Regions from separate parts of the Mus musculus genome. Here region 2 is linked to region 1. The links are chromatin loops, found by intact Hi-C in ENCODE. Cell type or tissue: heart. All regions are shown on one strand.

Evidence for each region. A loop is a pair of places that touch in the nucleus more often than their neighbours do. Peaks named below come from ENCODE experiments on the same cell type or tissue, not always from the same donor. Only the 100,000 strongest peaks of a DNase experiment are listed, where the experiment ranks them.
Region 2: it touches region 1 in a loop (5-fold over the local background); 3 of 42 quality-filtered maps call a loop at or near these places.

What each region holds. Positions count from the first base shown.
Region 1 is chr7:29,951,726-29,959,725 of GRCm38, reverse strand. Zfp74 (zinc finger protein 74) reads left to right here and starts at 5,661. Exons shown (of 6, transcript NM_178384.4): 1 at 5,661-5,871; 2 at 7,836-8,000. C230062I16Rik (a long non-coding RNA gene) reads right to left here and starts at 7,673. Exons shown (of 4, transcript XR_003946630.1): 1 at 5,770-7,673; 2 at 2,692-2,766. In heart, CTCF peaks have their summits at 4,809 (motif pointing left) and 5,693; a DNase peak (open chromatin) is centred at 5,725; H3K4me3 peaks cover 2,468 bases; H3K27ac peaks cover 2,028 bases.
Region 2 is chr7:30,045,469-30,053,468 of GRCm38, reverse strand. Zfp14 (zinc finger protein 14) reads left to right here and starts at 2,073. Exons shown (of 5, transcript NM_178733.5): 1 at 2,073-2,124; 2 at 7,630-7,730. In heart, no CTCF peak of the experiment used is centred here; a DNase peak (open chromatin) is centred at 2,048; H3K4me3 peaks cover 1,787 bases; H3K27ac peaks cover 1,069 bases.

The sequences.
Region 1 (8,000 bases):
TCTAATTTTGCTTCTGCCTCCAGGGGACAGGGCAGAGTTCTTAAAGATCTGGAGCTAAGCTATGATTCAGTTGCACTCCAGGTTTCTTTATGTGAAACACCCCAAACAACACAACAACAACAACACCACAATACCACCACCACTACCACCACCACCACCACCACAACAAGCCATATTTTTCCATTCTTTTTTTTATTATTATTATTTTTATTTATTACGTATTTTCCTCAATTACATTTCCAATGCTATCACAAAAGTCCCCCATACCCACCCGCCCACTTCCCTACCCACCCATTCCCATTTTTTTGGCCCTGGCGTTCCCCTGTACTGGGACATAAAAAGTTTGTGTGTCCAATGGGCCTCTTTTTCCAGTGATGGCCGACTAGGCCATCTTTTGATACCATTCTTTTTTTTTTTTAAAGATTTATTTTTGTGTCTGTGTGTCTGTGTAGACATGAGTGCAGGTACCTGTGGAGGCCAGAAGGGGGCGTCAGAAATCCCCTAGAGCTGGAGTACTGGCAGTGTTGAGCTGTCTTACATGGGGACTCAAAACCTCTGCAAGAGCAATCCCTCTCACCCTCACCCTCTTGCTCGTCTGTATATGATCATCAAAAAAAATATGCACAGGGTTGGCTGCAGGCTGCTCAGTGGCAGGAGTGCTTGCCTCCAATGCCAAAGGCCCTGAGTTTCATTACCAGTGCTGCATTTGTTGTTGTTGTTGTTTCTTGTTTTCAAGACAGGATTTCTCTGTGTAGCCCTGGCTGACCTGGAACTCACTTTGTAGACCAGGCTGGCCTCAAACTGAGAAATCCACCTGCCTCTGCCTCCCAAGTGCTGGGATTAAAGGCACACACCACCACTGTCCGGCTGGCGCTGCATTTTTTTAAAAAAGGCTTAAGTCCCAAATTCACAATTAATTTGTCCCCTAACAAATGATGTACTCAGCCTCTCCACATGCAGAGTCAACCAACCTTGATGAAAATGTTGCAGGCAGCTGGGCATGGTGTGCGGCAGGAGAATTTCAAGTTTAAGAAGCCTAAAGCTGTCAGAGCGGGGATGAAACAGATTGAAAGCCGGGAGAATAGAAGCAGAGAGCCAAGTTAAGAGACTATAGCCACACTGCACATGGGAGATGACAGTTCAAAATGGGAAGGAAGCTGTGTGGTCAGTGGAACGTAGTCCCGTTCTAGCTCTGTTTGCAGGTAGAATGGACCCAGCTCCTCATGGAACTGTAGCACGTGCAATGGAGATAAGCATGTCTGTAAGAGCTCCTTAGTTCCCTGGTTTGCTGCCCCGTTTCAGCCTCAACCCATTCAGTTTATTCTCAATTGCGAGAGAGAGAGAGAGAGAGAGAGAGAGAGAGAGAGAGAGAGAGAGAGACCCTACTCAAGTGAGCACAGATCACATCACCTCCCATTCCCGAATTTCATTCAGCTGGAAGACGTTTGCATTTGAGATAACTACTCTGCAACCACAGGAACAACTCAGTCGGCAGTTAGATATGAAAGTCAAGTTCAGGGATGAGAGCTAGCTGGGTGGAGTGGTGTACACCTTTAGTGCCATCAGTCATGAGGCAGAAACAAGTGCTACACAGGAAGACCCTGATTCCAATGGAGGTAAAAAGGATTTAGATGCACAAAGCGTATTTTAAGTCATGAGACAAGATGAGATTACTAAAGCAGCCAATGTAGGTAAAAGAGGAAGCCCCCCCCCCCCGAACTAAATCTGTGGTTCCCCATGTTCTTAAAATTTGTTCATGCATGATGATTTTTGCAAAGTATCTAGAATTAAGCTGACCTTTATCTTAAATAAGGGGGAATAGCATGCCAAGATGAGGGCATAGTATGTGTAAGACCACCCATCACAAATGCATATAGGGCTGGGGAGGTGGATCATACTTAAGAGGGTTGCTATGCTCTTGCAGAGAATCCAAATTCAGTTTCCAGCATTCAGGTCAGGTGGCTCACAAGTGCCTGTAACTCCAGCAACAGAGGACCTGACTCCCTCTTCTGGCCTGTGTGGGCAGCAGCACACAGGTGGCACACACTCACACAGATAAGCACACATATGCTTAAAAAAAAATCTTTTGAGGGGCTGATGAGATGGCTTAGTGAGTAAGAGCACCTACTGCTCTTCCAAAGGTCCTGAGTTCAAATCCCAGCAACCACATGGTGATTCACAACCCTCTGTAATGAGATCTGATGCCCTCTTCTGGGGTGTCTGAAGACAGCTACAGTGTACTTACATATAGTAAATAAATAAATGAAAAAAAATCTTTTGAAAAAAGACAAAAATTGGGCTGGAGAGATGGCTCAGTGGTTAAGAGCACTGACTGCTCTTCCGGAGGTCCTGAGTTCAAATCCCAGCAACCACATGGTGGCTCACAATCATCTTTAATGAGATCGGATGCCCTCTTCTGGAGTGTCTGAAAACAGCTACAATGTACTTACATAAAATAAATATATAAATCTTTTTTAAAAAAAAAAAGACAAAAATTTACAATTTAAGGTAGTGAGCTGACAGAATGACTTTCACACAGAGCGAAAGAAATTAATATAAAATCAAGCGAGACAGCCAGGGATGGGACTCCCATGCTGGATAGGCCAAATCATTTCAGCAGCAGGGAAGTTAATGTCAGCTCACTTTGAAAGGTGGGAAGGGAATTAAAGGAGAGAGAATATACCAGCTCACCTGGTGCACGGCTTTAAGAAGTCCGACAGCCACTCTTCCTCTCAGCTCCTCCTAAGAAATGGCGATCTGGGCTAGCTGAGATGGGAAAAGAACACGGCAAACTTGGCATTCCTCTCAGCATCCACATTACCTACCATCTGATGTTCCTTCCTCCTGTTGCAACCTTCCCTTCAGTAAACAGAGTTGGTAGAGACATAGGAATTGGTTTGCATACGATATAATCCATGCTCAAGTCATTTTCAATTTATTCCTTGGGCAGCAACTTTACAGAGCTTACAGAAAAGACACTGGGTGACAGTTTCAGGAAACTCACATACTCAAAGTCTCAAAGACGACATTGCCAGCCACTGTCACACACATGGATGTACATGATGTCAGATGTTCACTCTCTCCTACACGTCTCAGACGCTCTGGTGCCACAGGCTGCCATCACTAACAACGGACTTACATTCTAGTCACAAGGAGGCTCCCCGATGATGCACAAGGGGGAAAGGGAAGGTACCAGGCATAGATTCAGTCGCACATTGGGTGACAGGCTCGCAGAACTGTAACAACCATTTCCTACTTCCAGGGACGCACAGAAGGCCTGGCGACCAGATTCCAGGTGGACACTCCCCAGCCACTTCCCTGTCTCGCTTCTTCCCTGAAGGCTCTGGAATGTTCTCCACTCCAGCTGCCACAAGTTGGAGAATCTAGCCTCTGAGTAGGAGGGGGACGGGGGGGGGGGGGGGGGGGGAAGCTCCTCTGTTGCCTGGGCTCCCAGAGGACATTGGGAAATGTAGTCTGGATAGAAGGGACTATAGCACCTTGGAGTTCAGTGGGACGGACAAGCCTCAGTCCTAATGTCTCTTCTCACCGCCAAACCACGTGTATACAGACACAAATGCAAGCAGAACACCCATGCACATAAAGTAAACTGAAAATATTTTAATTATTTTTACTTTTTATGTGTATGAGTATTTTTGCCTATATCTTTGGGGCATCAGTTCCCAGAGTGCTCTTAATTGCTGAGCCTTTTCTTTTCTCTTTCTTTTTCTTTCTTCCTTCCTTTCTTTCCAAGATTTATTTATTTTATGTATATGAGTACACTGTCACTGTTTTCAGACACACCAGAAGAGAGCATCGGATTCCATTACAGATGGTTGTGAGACACCATGTGGTTGCTGGGAATTGAACTCAGGACCTCTGGAAGAGCAGAGGGTGCTCCTCTTAACCACTGAGCCATCCCTCCAGCTCCTTGCTAAGCCTTTTCTCTAGTCCCTTCACAGATCTTTTTGTGGGATGGAACCCAGGTTGTCAAGCATGCCAGGCAAGCACTCTGCCACTCAGCCATGCCCTCCGTATTGTCTTCATCTGACTCTGTACTTCATTCAAACACATAGTATTTTTCTTCAGGAAAAATTTCAAGATTTTGAGAATAATACCTAACTCTCTGAGTGTGTATGTATGTACACAATTCTTGGAGTGTAACAGTGGAAAACATGATTTGCTGGGTTAGGCAAACATTTCTGGAGTCATGTGTGCTTGATTGTGTTCACAGTATATATGATATTTGTGATGTTTAAATGTGCTGTGGTAGATTTGTGGAGAGTGTCAGATTGAGTCGGACAAACGTTGAAGGGTTAGAATCATGGATATGTGTTTGTGTATGGAATTCTCTGTGGTGTCTGATTAGGAACCAACACTGTATGGGAGAAGCTATCTGTGGTGCTGGGATAGACAGAAAATAAAAGTTAGGATGGGGGTGGGCCTGTCAAACAGAAGCTGGGCGATTTATCTGAGCTTGAGGCCAGTTTGGGCTACATGTCAAGCGATGGCAAATTCAAGAAGTTTATTTGACAGCAACAATATTATGAAAGGAAAAGAGAAACAAACTATTGCTTAGAGTTCTATATTCTGTGTGAAATAAAATAATGTTGCTTAAATACTATGATAAAGGAACTATGTACACTATACTATCTATCTAAAGCAGGGGCTGAGAGACAGATTAGGCATCAAGAGTACTTGTTGCTCTTGAAGAGGACCCATGTTTCATTCCCAGAACTCTCAGGGAGTGGTTCACAAGCACAGGCCACTCCAGTTTCGGGGAATCGGATGCCCCCTTCTGGTCTCTCTGTGTATTGCATGCATGAACTGCAGACAAAATACTCAAAACACGTCAAGTAGAAATAAATAAACCTTTAAAACAAACAAACAAACAACAACAACAACAAAAAACCCTTGTTCACTAAAGAGTATTATCAGGACAATAAAAGGACAAATTACTCCTACAGCAAGGGTGGAAAGTATTTGTAAAAACGTATATCTAATAACGTCCCCCTCCCCAGTGGTGATTGTTTTGTTTTGATGGAGAGAGAACGGCTAACTGGTACAAGGGTCTAGTTGACTAGTAAATGGCTCCGTTTCCTTAGGATCTAGTTAGTATGTAGACATTGCTCAGCAATGGTGTTTACAATCCTACGTTAACAGTCCAGTAACACTGTCGGTCAGAACAAGGAGTCTACGAAGTATAGACAAAAGCATGTTTCTGACAAAATTGGAAGATAGCAATGAAACGCTGCAAGAGAACACCCAGCCATGATTACAAAAGTGGTTGCAAATTCACACAGTTTTAAATGTCACTGAACTTCAAGGTCTCTTAACTCTATAAACTCCACACCCTGACCCCATAGTCTAGTTCTCACACACACGTATTCACGTAACTCCTCCTTCTGCCTGCTACCAAGAGTTTGTGACTCCGGAGGACCATCCCCATCATAAAGAGGTAGACAATCTCGGGAGAGAGCCCTGATCCAAGGGAACTAAACAAACTCAGCCGTGCTCTCTTCCTGGCTCAGACTCCCTAACCCTGAAAGTCTCATAGCCGAGGGCCAGTTTTTCATTTGGGTGAGCACAGGTCTCGGGCCGCGAAGGGCTCTGGGAAATGTAGTTCAAAGCAAGAACGCAAGGGATCCTTTCGGATTCTTCTCAGTTGCAAGTTGCACCCCCAGGCTGTGAATGCCAGGCCGCGGGGTAGCCGCTGCTACAAAACCCGCCCAGGCTCAAGCCGGTCCCCCTGCCGCAGCGCCGCGCCCTTACCCGAGCCTTGGCCACTCTCCTGACTCGCACGCCGAAGGCCAGACCCGCCCGGCGAGCCGCGCGGCCCTCTGGGAAGTGCTACCCTGCGCCTAGCGGACCCAGGTTTGTGGGTCTTCTTTCCCAGCCTAGCAGCACCAGGCCGTAGCCCGGAGGCTGTGAGCCTTGGGCGGCGTCGGGTTGGGGGATCGAGACCCGTGGCCCGGCTCAGCGTTGAGTCCCGGAAGCCGTGAGCTGGAGGCCAGGACTCTTTGTGCTGGGTGGAAGCCAGGGCCCTGTAGAGCGGTCGCGGGTGTGGGTAGAGGACGGGATGCCTGCGGTTTGCAGCAGCCGTGATGTGACTATAATTTGCTCGTTATCCTTTATGTGCCTTTACGAACGTGGGTGCACATGTGATGGCTGAGATAATGAATGAATGCATTAATGAAAAACTCTGTGGGTGGAAGTTAGGCGGGTAGGATTGTGTGGAGATGTGTGAAGACCGCGTTTGAACGAGTGCTACCTTTAGCCGTTTATAATAATTGAAAATATTTTTATATGAAGCATCAGTATCTCCAGGACTTGACTATTTTCCTGTATTGACAAACTGTCTTGTGTACATGACAGGCGAAATTCATTTGCCTTGCAGCCCAACTCCATTTCCCAAATAGCAAGATACAGAAAAGCCCAAAGACTAAAAATTATTTATTTCTCCTAGTCAGTCATGCAGCTCCTGACAAATTGACTTCTTTACACTCGTGAGCATGAACGCGTACATTTATGTGCTCATATAAAGAGCATGGCCTCTTAAAAGAGCAGTAACGGGCTGGAGAAATGGCTCAGTGGTTAAGAGCACCGGCTGCTCTTCCAGAGGTCCTGAGTTCAATTCCCAGCAACCACATGGTGGCTCATAACCATCTCTAATAGGATCTGATGCCCTCTTCTGGTGTGTCTGAAGATGGCTACAGTGTACTCACATAAAATAAACAAATCTAAAAAAAAGAAAAAAAAAGAGCAGTAACATCATATATACAGTTCTGTAACTTACGGCTCTTATTTAACCATTGATGTTGTTAACATATTGACATCAACAATTACACATTTCAAGTGTATACCATTTAAACACACACACACAACACACACACACACATATATATATCCTGATTAATTTCTGTTTTCAACCTCTTGAAGTTATAAACCAAGTTCATGCAGAACTGTTTGGCAATGCTGTAATGTACCCCATTTCCTCCCTCATACCTCCTCTTGTTTCCTCCCTCTCTTCGGGTGGCTTTTAGAAGTGGAGTTGATATGTTAACAAGCATATCCTTATTAAAATCTTCCAAAATCTAAATAATTATACCCAATGTAAAGTTCTAACATCCTACAATATTACTGAAATAATCAATGCATCAGTATTTCAGTAATATTGGAATAGAGATATACCCTGGATAGCAATGAATACTGTAAGTAACAGAATCTTTACCTTCATAGTTATAAAATAAAATTTAGGTTGCAATGAGAGACCAAACCTTTTGGGTTCAGACTCCGTCTCCTCTTAGAGAACCTGACCTAAGGTGGAACTTAAAGTTAGCTAACAGGCCAATAGCTAGCATCAGTTTCCAGGCTACACCCCAACAAGACCTGTGCCTACCAGTTTCCAGGTTACCCCCCAACAAAACCTGCTTCTGGCACCAGATCTGCACCTCCAGGTTACAAGCCTGACCCTGACACTTCCCTTCCTAACAACCAACATAAGGAGGAAAGCAGGAGTTAAGTTTATGGTTTGGCTTAAATTTATATTAAAGGCCATAATGAATCCCCAATCAGGTGTGCACCAGGCTAGATACCTTCTTCTTGCCTCTATAAATGCTTGCCTGAAACTGAACTCAGGGCACCGTGTTTCTGCTGTGTCAGGGTTGGCAGGGAGCCCATGAGACCCTAATGTGACTGCATTGGATGGGGCTCCTTGGTGGTCTTTTTGGGGTTCATGAAGGTTTCATGGCACAACAGCAGTACTCGTTAGCAAGATCAATCATTTAAGTAAAGATCTCTTTTGTGATTTGTTTCCTAAGGTGGTGCTCTGTTTTCAGCTCTCATTTTCAGAGTTCTTCCTGCGCTGAGGAGCCTTTTATAAACTCAATATTTATTGAATGTTGGACATATATCAGTCAATTGTTGGTGTGTGGGATATAGCAGCGAACAAAAGAAGCAGTGACCCCCCCCCCTCTCATGATGCTTACATTGCCGAGGACCAG
Region 2 (8,000 bases), 94 kb before region 1:
ATTTTCCTGATTAATAGTGAGTTGAATGTCTTTACATATCTACTCTATGACCAAACAAGATAACTTGCTACTTCATGTGTTGCTGTGTTTCTCTTTTATCTCATTCTGTTTTTGAGATAGGGTCTCACTATAGCTAAGGCTAGGTTCAAATTATTGGTAATCTTCTTGCATCAGTTCTCAGGTATTGGAATTACAGGTGGGAGCTACTGTTCCAAGCAACATGTTCCTTTATAAAAGAAAATCATAAGGCCAAACATGGTGGCTCACGATTTTAATCTCAGCACTTGAGAGACAGAGGCAGGTAGATCTCTGAGTTTGAAGCTAGCGTGGCCTTCAGAGAGAGTTCCAGGGCAACCAGGGCTACACAGAGAAATCCTGTCTCAAAAATTTAATTTAAAAAAGGAAAGAAAAGAAATCTATACCAGATATGTAATGTTCTTTTTTTTAAAAGATTTTTATTTTACATGTATGAATATTTGACTACATACAAGTGTGCACTACATCCACCCCTTTATTTATTGTTCTTTTTTTTTTTTTTAATATGTAAGTACACTGTAGCTGTCTTCAGACACTCCAGAAGAAGGAGTCAGATCTCATTGTGAGTGGTTGTGAGCCACCATGTGGTTGCTGGGATTTGAACTCCGGACCTTCGGAAGAGCAGTCGGGTGCTCTTACCCACTGAGCCATCTCACCAGCCCTCTGCAACTGAAGTTACAGACACTTGGGAACCATCATATGTGTTGTGTCTGCAAGAGCGCAAGGGTTCTCAATCACTAAGCCATCTCACCAGCCTCTCAATTGTCACGTTCCTAAAACTAACGTCCCAACGCTGGGAATGTTGACGGATGCCTGTAATAACAGCGCTCTGGAAAGAAACAAGAGGATCGATGAGGATCTTTCAACATCCCCAGCACCTATTACAGAGACATCCTGGCTGATATACCTTGCCCCCCACTATCCCAAACTCTGTAGCCCAGGCCTGGGCTTCCCATCTCCCAGCTTCTGTGATTCCTGTATAACCCAGTCATTTTGGGCACAAGGTCCTTTTGTTACCTCTTGCCCGCTGCACTTGGCCTCTTGGCTTCTAGCCTGTCCTACACCCCACCCCCTCCCCTCACATGGCCCCATTTAGTCCGGCAGTCATGGCCACCCTGGTTACTTTCAGACGCCCCTGCCAGTGCTCTCTCTTAGATCTCAATCCCTTGGGAGCAGTCATGTCCTCCTTTTTTTTTTTTTTTTTTCCATTCATCTTGAATTTGCAGTCTGCATGCTTCAGTCTCCTGAAGACCGGATGAGGCCTGGCACAAACACAAGAAAATGTTAGAGCAGTGGTTCTCAACCTCCCTAAAGCTGCGACCCATTAATACAGTTCCTCATGTTGTGGTGATCCACAAGCTATATAATTATTTTCGGTACTACTTTATAACTGTAATTTTGCTACTGTTAGGAATCCTAATGTAAATATCTGTGTTTTCTGATGGTCTTAGGTGGTCCCTGTGAAAGGTCATTTGACCCCCAAGGGGGGGGGGGATCTCGACCAACAGGTTGAGAACCACTGTGATAGAAGAAAGCATAATTATCTTTCCAGTCTTAGAGGTCTTGGCTTCATCTCCAGTTTGCAAAACAAAACCTAAGGCCAATACCAACGACTAGACCAATATACACAACGGCTAGAAGGGACAGTGGGAGAAAGCAGAGGCAGCGGGAACTCCAAGGAGCCTGAGCAACCTTTCCCTGGGTAGATGTGGGACTGCACCTTTGGAGAATGTATTTTACTGAGTTCCCTGATCATGCCTACACCCTCGCTGGGGTGAGAATATGCTTATCTCACATATTAAGCATGTGATAATGTGATGATGGTGTTCTCAGCCCTGGTAGGGCAACGACACAACCCCCAGCCCAGTGAGCTAGGTTTGGGGTGGGGATTTGGGGGCAGAGGGCAGCGGAATCTCCTAGCCCTTCCAGCTGGTCCAAGATCACACCCAGAGGCCTCCACCCATCACAGCCCCGAGCACGCTTGCGCACTCCGCTGCGTTGGCCCAGTCTTTCCCACCATGGACTACATTTCCCACAGGCCTCTGCGCAGCATCCTTCCGGCTGCTTAGCGCCGGTCCGCTCTGAGAGGTGAGTTGGTCCCTTGCACTGAGGAAATTGTCGCGGGGGCAGCGTAGGTTTGTCTTTAGTTGGCTTGAGAGACTTGGAGTCGGTGACGCTGAGTGGACACCGCGTACCCCGTTGCATCCTCCGTCTTCCCGCTGCAGAGCCCAGAGGCCCAGCATGGCTCTGAGTTCTGTGTGTGAACCTCAGAGTGAGGGCCCTCCGTACAAAAAGACAGCGCAGCTGCCACCGCAGGGCTGCTTTGTACGCGCTCCCTCCCCGCCAGGCAGCCCCGGTGGCCGTCGCCTGTCAAACCTGCCCCTCCGGTGGCGGCCAGTGTCCTCTCCATCCGCGGCGCTCCATTTCCAGTAGGTTATGTGTGTGGAAGGGCTGGTCGCGAGGGGTGTGTCCCCAGGCTACCAAGCCCGCACCTTCCCGGTTTGACCTTTTCCCCAGACTTGTTCATTTTAGGGAAGGCGAGGGAATAAAAGCAGGAAACGATTGTTGTTGCATACATAGAGACCCAACATTACTGCGGAAAAAAAAATAGCCTAACTTTCTTCTTTCTCGTTGTCCTATGAAGTGTACTCCTTGTTTTTCCAGGCATGGGGACATTTACTCCTCATTACTGTGAAAGTGAAAATGAAGTTAGCTTGGAAAGAAGCAGCGGTTTGGTGTTATCTTGGTCAGGGTAGAGGAGACAGATTCATGCAGACTGATAGTAAGCATCACTCAGAGATTATGTCTCTGATTAAATGCGGGTCCAGGCCCTCTTTGTGTGGTTACAAATGTCTTTTGTATTTTTTCTTTTTTATGTGTGTGTGTGTGTGTGTGTGTGTGTGTGTATTTGTGTGTATACACATACCAGCAGAAGCCAGGAGAAGGTGTCTGATTCCCAGGAACTGGAGTTATAGACGGTCGTGAAACACCATGTGAGTACGGGGAATCACACTTGCATCCTCTGCTAGAGCAGCCACTGCTCCTAGCAGTACAGCTGTTTCCAGCCTCACAGGTTTTAAATTTTTAACATGTTCGTTTTTTACGTATGTGAGTGTTTCTGTCTGCTTTTCTTTCTGTGCACCACTGAGTGTGACTGCGCCTGAGGAGCCCTGAAGAGGGCATCGGATTCTCTGGAACTGGAGTTACAGCAGTCACGTAGGTGCTGAGAGTGTAACCCGCTGATCCATCTCTGCATTCCAGGCTGCAGCTTTCTTATCCACGAAGCCTGCTTTGCTAGTTCGTTTTTAATTACTGTGGAAGATTCCTTTGCTAAACCACGCTTCTTACCAGAATAGCACGTTTTGTTCTTGTTTTAAACAATTTGTACCTATACTGACCAGGAATTCACTGTAACCCATGTGATCTCAAATTTGTGGGTGATCCTCCTGCCTCAGCCTCCAGGCTGCAATGTGTGCCACTGTGCCCAGCCAGAATAACACTTAATCTTCAATCAATCTCTGTCTCTTTTAATCCCATTTTAGCAACAGCAGCCAGGTCTAAACCCCTAAATTACCAAGCTCTTCAAAGCCTTTTGCCCGGGGGCGGGGGTGGGGTGGGGTTGGGGGGCTGGCAGGGTACCTCACTGGTAGAGAGCTAGTCTAGCTTAGAGCAAGTGTGGGCTAGGCATGGGGAGCTTACAAAAGGGCCTTTTCACTTGTATCTCACCCATCACATTCTAGTTGCTCCTGCGCCCTTCCCATCCTCAGCGCATCAATCAAGATTTGGTAGGTAGCAGGACATCGACTTTTGCTCCAGTCCTGCTCCAAAAAAATCTCAAGCTTTCACAGTCAACGTGACCTCTTAACCTGGTGCTTTGGCCTTCTGCCTCTGTGAGGTTGGATTCTTCATGATTCCTCCTTTCTAGGAGTTAACTCGCACCAGGATCGAAAGGTGTTCAGTTTCTCTTGAGAGCTGCGTTTTTCCGATTGTGTTGAGATGGTCTACAAGTAAACCGTAAAGAGAAGCTAGCCATCCTTAGCACTGGCACAGCAGTATCTAGTTGGAACGGCCATGAAGTCAGCACAGCTGTTCAGCAAAGATGCAGCAAAGCTGAGCCACAAGCTGCGGATCAGCCGGGCAGTGGTGGCACACGCCTTTAGTCCCAGCACTTGGAGGGCAGAGGCAGGCGGATCTCTGAGTTTGAGGCCAGCCTGGTCTAAAGAGTGAGTTCCAGGACAGCCAGGGCTATACAGAGAAACCCTGTCTCAAAAAACAAACAAACAAACAAAAAAAACAAAACAAAAAAACAAACAAAAAAGGTAAACAAGATTCAGGGGGCTAGAGGAGTTGGCAGTAGATCAGATTACAAGCTTCTCCCTGCCATACACTCAGGCAATTAGGTAGCACAGAAGATCGGGGGGTGCTGCATATGGTCTGCAGTTGTCTCTGCCTTATACAGGGGCTTATACTGATGGACATAGAACCGTGTGGAAGGGGCTGGTGAGATGGCTCAGTAGGTAAGAGTACCCGACTGCTCTTCTGAAGGTCCTGAGTTCAAATCCCAGCAACCACATGGTGGCTCACAACCATCCATAACAAGATCTGACTCCCTCTTCTGATGTGTCTGAAGACAGCTACAGTGTACTTACATATAATGAATAAATAAATCTTAAAAAAAAAAAGAGCAGTGTGGAAAATGATAAAACATTGAGGTATCAGAACCCCCTTTAGAGAACTTAGCTTGTGTAGGGCTACTGTGGTATCATATGACCAAGGAACAAAAGTATACCAGGCTTACACATGTAAATACAATCTACAAAGATACAAAATATAAGTATTGTATTATGGCAGACATTGAATAATAGCTATAGCAGCTTTGGCCTGAGGATTTTTCTTGGGCCTAATGACAGTTACACTGCCCTGGACATGGCACTCTGCCTATGCTGGCTTGAAGCTTTTCTTTCTGTCTAGTACCCTGGAAACTTCAAGAGCTGCAAGCCTGAGAACGGTCTGTCATTTACCACATATGTTTGCTTTGGCAACATTAGAAATTGGGTTAGGGGTTGATGAGGGAAAGTGATGGTGAGAGATTACTCTGTCGTATTAAAGACGATCAAACATATGGCCCCAGACATGAGGGGGAAGCTAAACACATGTCCAGGAAAACATGATTTCCATCTCTTGGAAGAACATGAATCTGTCCCTGCCTACTGAGTTCTCTATAAACAAAGAAGGGCCCTGACAGTTGGTTAAAGCTGCAAGATTCTCCAGACCACTGCGCCTGACTCAACTCTTCCTCACCTACTCCCATCTCCTCTCTGGAACCTGTCAACTGGCAAGGCAGTCCCCAACCCAACACTCTCCCCACCCCAGCATCTGTCACCACCCCAACATTTGTGATAAGGATAGGACTTCACCCAAGGGCTTCATGAGCCTCCTGGGTAAGAGAGAGACCAGGAATTAGAGTTGGGTGAACAGAGAAGAACTATAAGAAGGTCATGGGCCATAACGAGTCTAAAGAAGGAAGACTCTTTATAGCTATAATACAACAGACCCTGGAGAAAGAAAGGGATCAGGGTTAGCACCTCTCAATTAATAATATTTTTGCAGTTTGTGCAGCAGTGTAGCCCTTGTTTCCCAGACCAAGGGACTTTGGATTTGAATTATTGGACTAGAGTGTGGAGAGAGATCCAAGTCTAGCATCAAGAATACAGACCTGAAACTGTGCCTGTTGAGAGTTTGTCTTACTGGGACTGATGAGGAAATAGACTTGGAAGAAGAGGCCTAAAAATATCACAATCCAGTTTGGCCTCCTTTAACCTCCAAGGCCACATCCCAACTTACCAAGCCTAAGAAGGGAAGACTATTGGTGCCTCTTCAGTGGGATGCAAAGGAGCTCTTGAGCAAGCCCATCAATTGTGAGAGCAGCTTGGATATTTTCCAGGTTTGTTTTTTTTTTAAAGATTTATTTATTTATATGTAAGTACACTGTAGCTGTCTTCAGACACTCCAGAAGAGGGTGTCAGATCTCGTTACGGATGGTTGTGAGCCACCATGTGGTTGCTGGGATTTGAACTCGGAAGAGCAGTCGGGTGCTCTTACCCACTGAGCCATCTCACCAGCCCCTATATTTTCCAGTCTTAAATCATGAATGGAATGAGGAGCCCTCATGGGAGCCCCTGCCTTATAAACTCCTCAAGAAACTTAAACAGGCCACTGCAGGCGATGGCCCTACCTCTCTGACATGTTAAGGTGAGATTCTGATCCATGCTCTCCCAGAACATTGACTAAAGAAGTGAGACAAACCCTACAATTAATACAATGGAGATAGCTAACCAACAGCTAGAGAGAATCATTTATACGCAGCCTCGGAGCCTGGTAATAGTATCACATGTCTACTGGATGTCTCTAGCAGAGTGGGCCACTTGAATAGGTCCCTTTCCCAGTTACAGCTAAGAAAGGTATAGCCTAGGGGGCTGGTGAGATGGCTCAGTGGGTAAGAGCACCCGACTGCTCTTCCGAAGGTCAGAAGTTCAAATCCCAGCAACCACATGGTGGCTCACAACCACCCGTAATGAGATCCGATGCCCTCTTCTGGTGCGTCTGAAGACAGCTACAGTGTACTTTACATATAATAAATAAATCTTTAAAAAAAAAAAAAAAAAAAGAAAGAAAGGTATAGCCTCAGAGCTTTCTTAGATCGCTTCTCTGGTTTTTAAGAACTTAGAGCAAAGAGAATTTTGGGTGTCTAGTATTGTAATACTCCACAATGTAGAACAATTAAGTCATCTTCTTACACATGTGACTCATGGAATATAAGTTTGATTAATTTTACAGGACAAATATTATATCAGCTCTCCTCTCACCGCCTTTTACAACTCCTAAAATTAAGCCAGGTGTGGTGGCGCATGCCTTTAATCCCAGCACTTGGGAGGCAGAGGCAGGCAGATTTCTGAGTTCGAGGCCAGCCTGGTCTACAAAGTGAGTTTCAGGACAGCCAGGGCCATACAGAGAAACCCTGTCTCGAAAAAACAAAACAAAACAAAAAACAAAACAAACAAAAAACCCAACAACTCTTAAAATTACATCCCATAACTTTTCCTCCAAGAGTATCAGAGGAACCCTTCCTTGCCTCAGCCGGCTGCTTTGGTTTTTACAGATGGGTCCTCTAATGGAACAGCTATAAAAACAGTAAATCAAAAGGGCCACTCATGGGCGACTCAGGAAACCTCAGTTTAGGGTGGTGGTAGGCGCTGTAACTGGGTCTTCTCTCATCTGGTGAATGAAGACTTGAACTTATGTTCTAGCCGGCAGTATATCCTCGGACTGCTCCCACAAATCGAAACAGCTACTTTGCTCTCTGGGCAAACCGCACTTTTACAAACATAAGATTTAATTTGCAGAGGAAACCACAGGCTGCCTCCCTCCCAGAGAGCTACCTGCCTCTTCCTCCTGGGTGATGCCTCACCCAGCATCGCATGGGTTGTCATTGATCTCAGCTGCCCTGGGCTCCCAGCAGGAAAGACAAAGAGGGGTTTGCTTGGTAGCAGTGGTAGCAGGGTCTTTCACATAGGACCTTTTTCCTCTTTCTAGTGCTGGGGTTCGAACTCAGGCCTTTATGTGTTGAGGCCAGCCCTCTCCCTCTGAGCCTTGTCTCCAGGAGTCTTCTGCTTTGGAGCCTCACGAGGAGAGAGGTAAGGTGACAGGGATCCTAGGGAGAGGTCTGTGGTAACGAGAGAGGAGGCTTAAAGTTTTCCAAGTGTGAACCTGTTAAAGACCACTGATTTATGTCTTAGAGGAGCAGGGCAGTGTAGCAACAGGATTGTGGGGTTGAGTCTGAGCTGCCAGGGCTCTAAGCTCAGACCTTGGCTTTGCGCTGCTCTGTTTTCTCCGTGCTGTGTGTAGTTCCATCATGTCTGAGACAAGGCCTACTGCAGAGGATTGTTCTGAGTAACAGAGGGCTC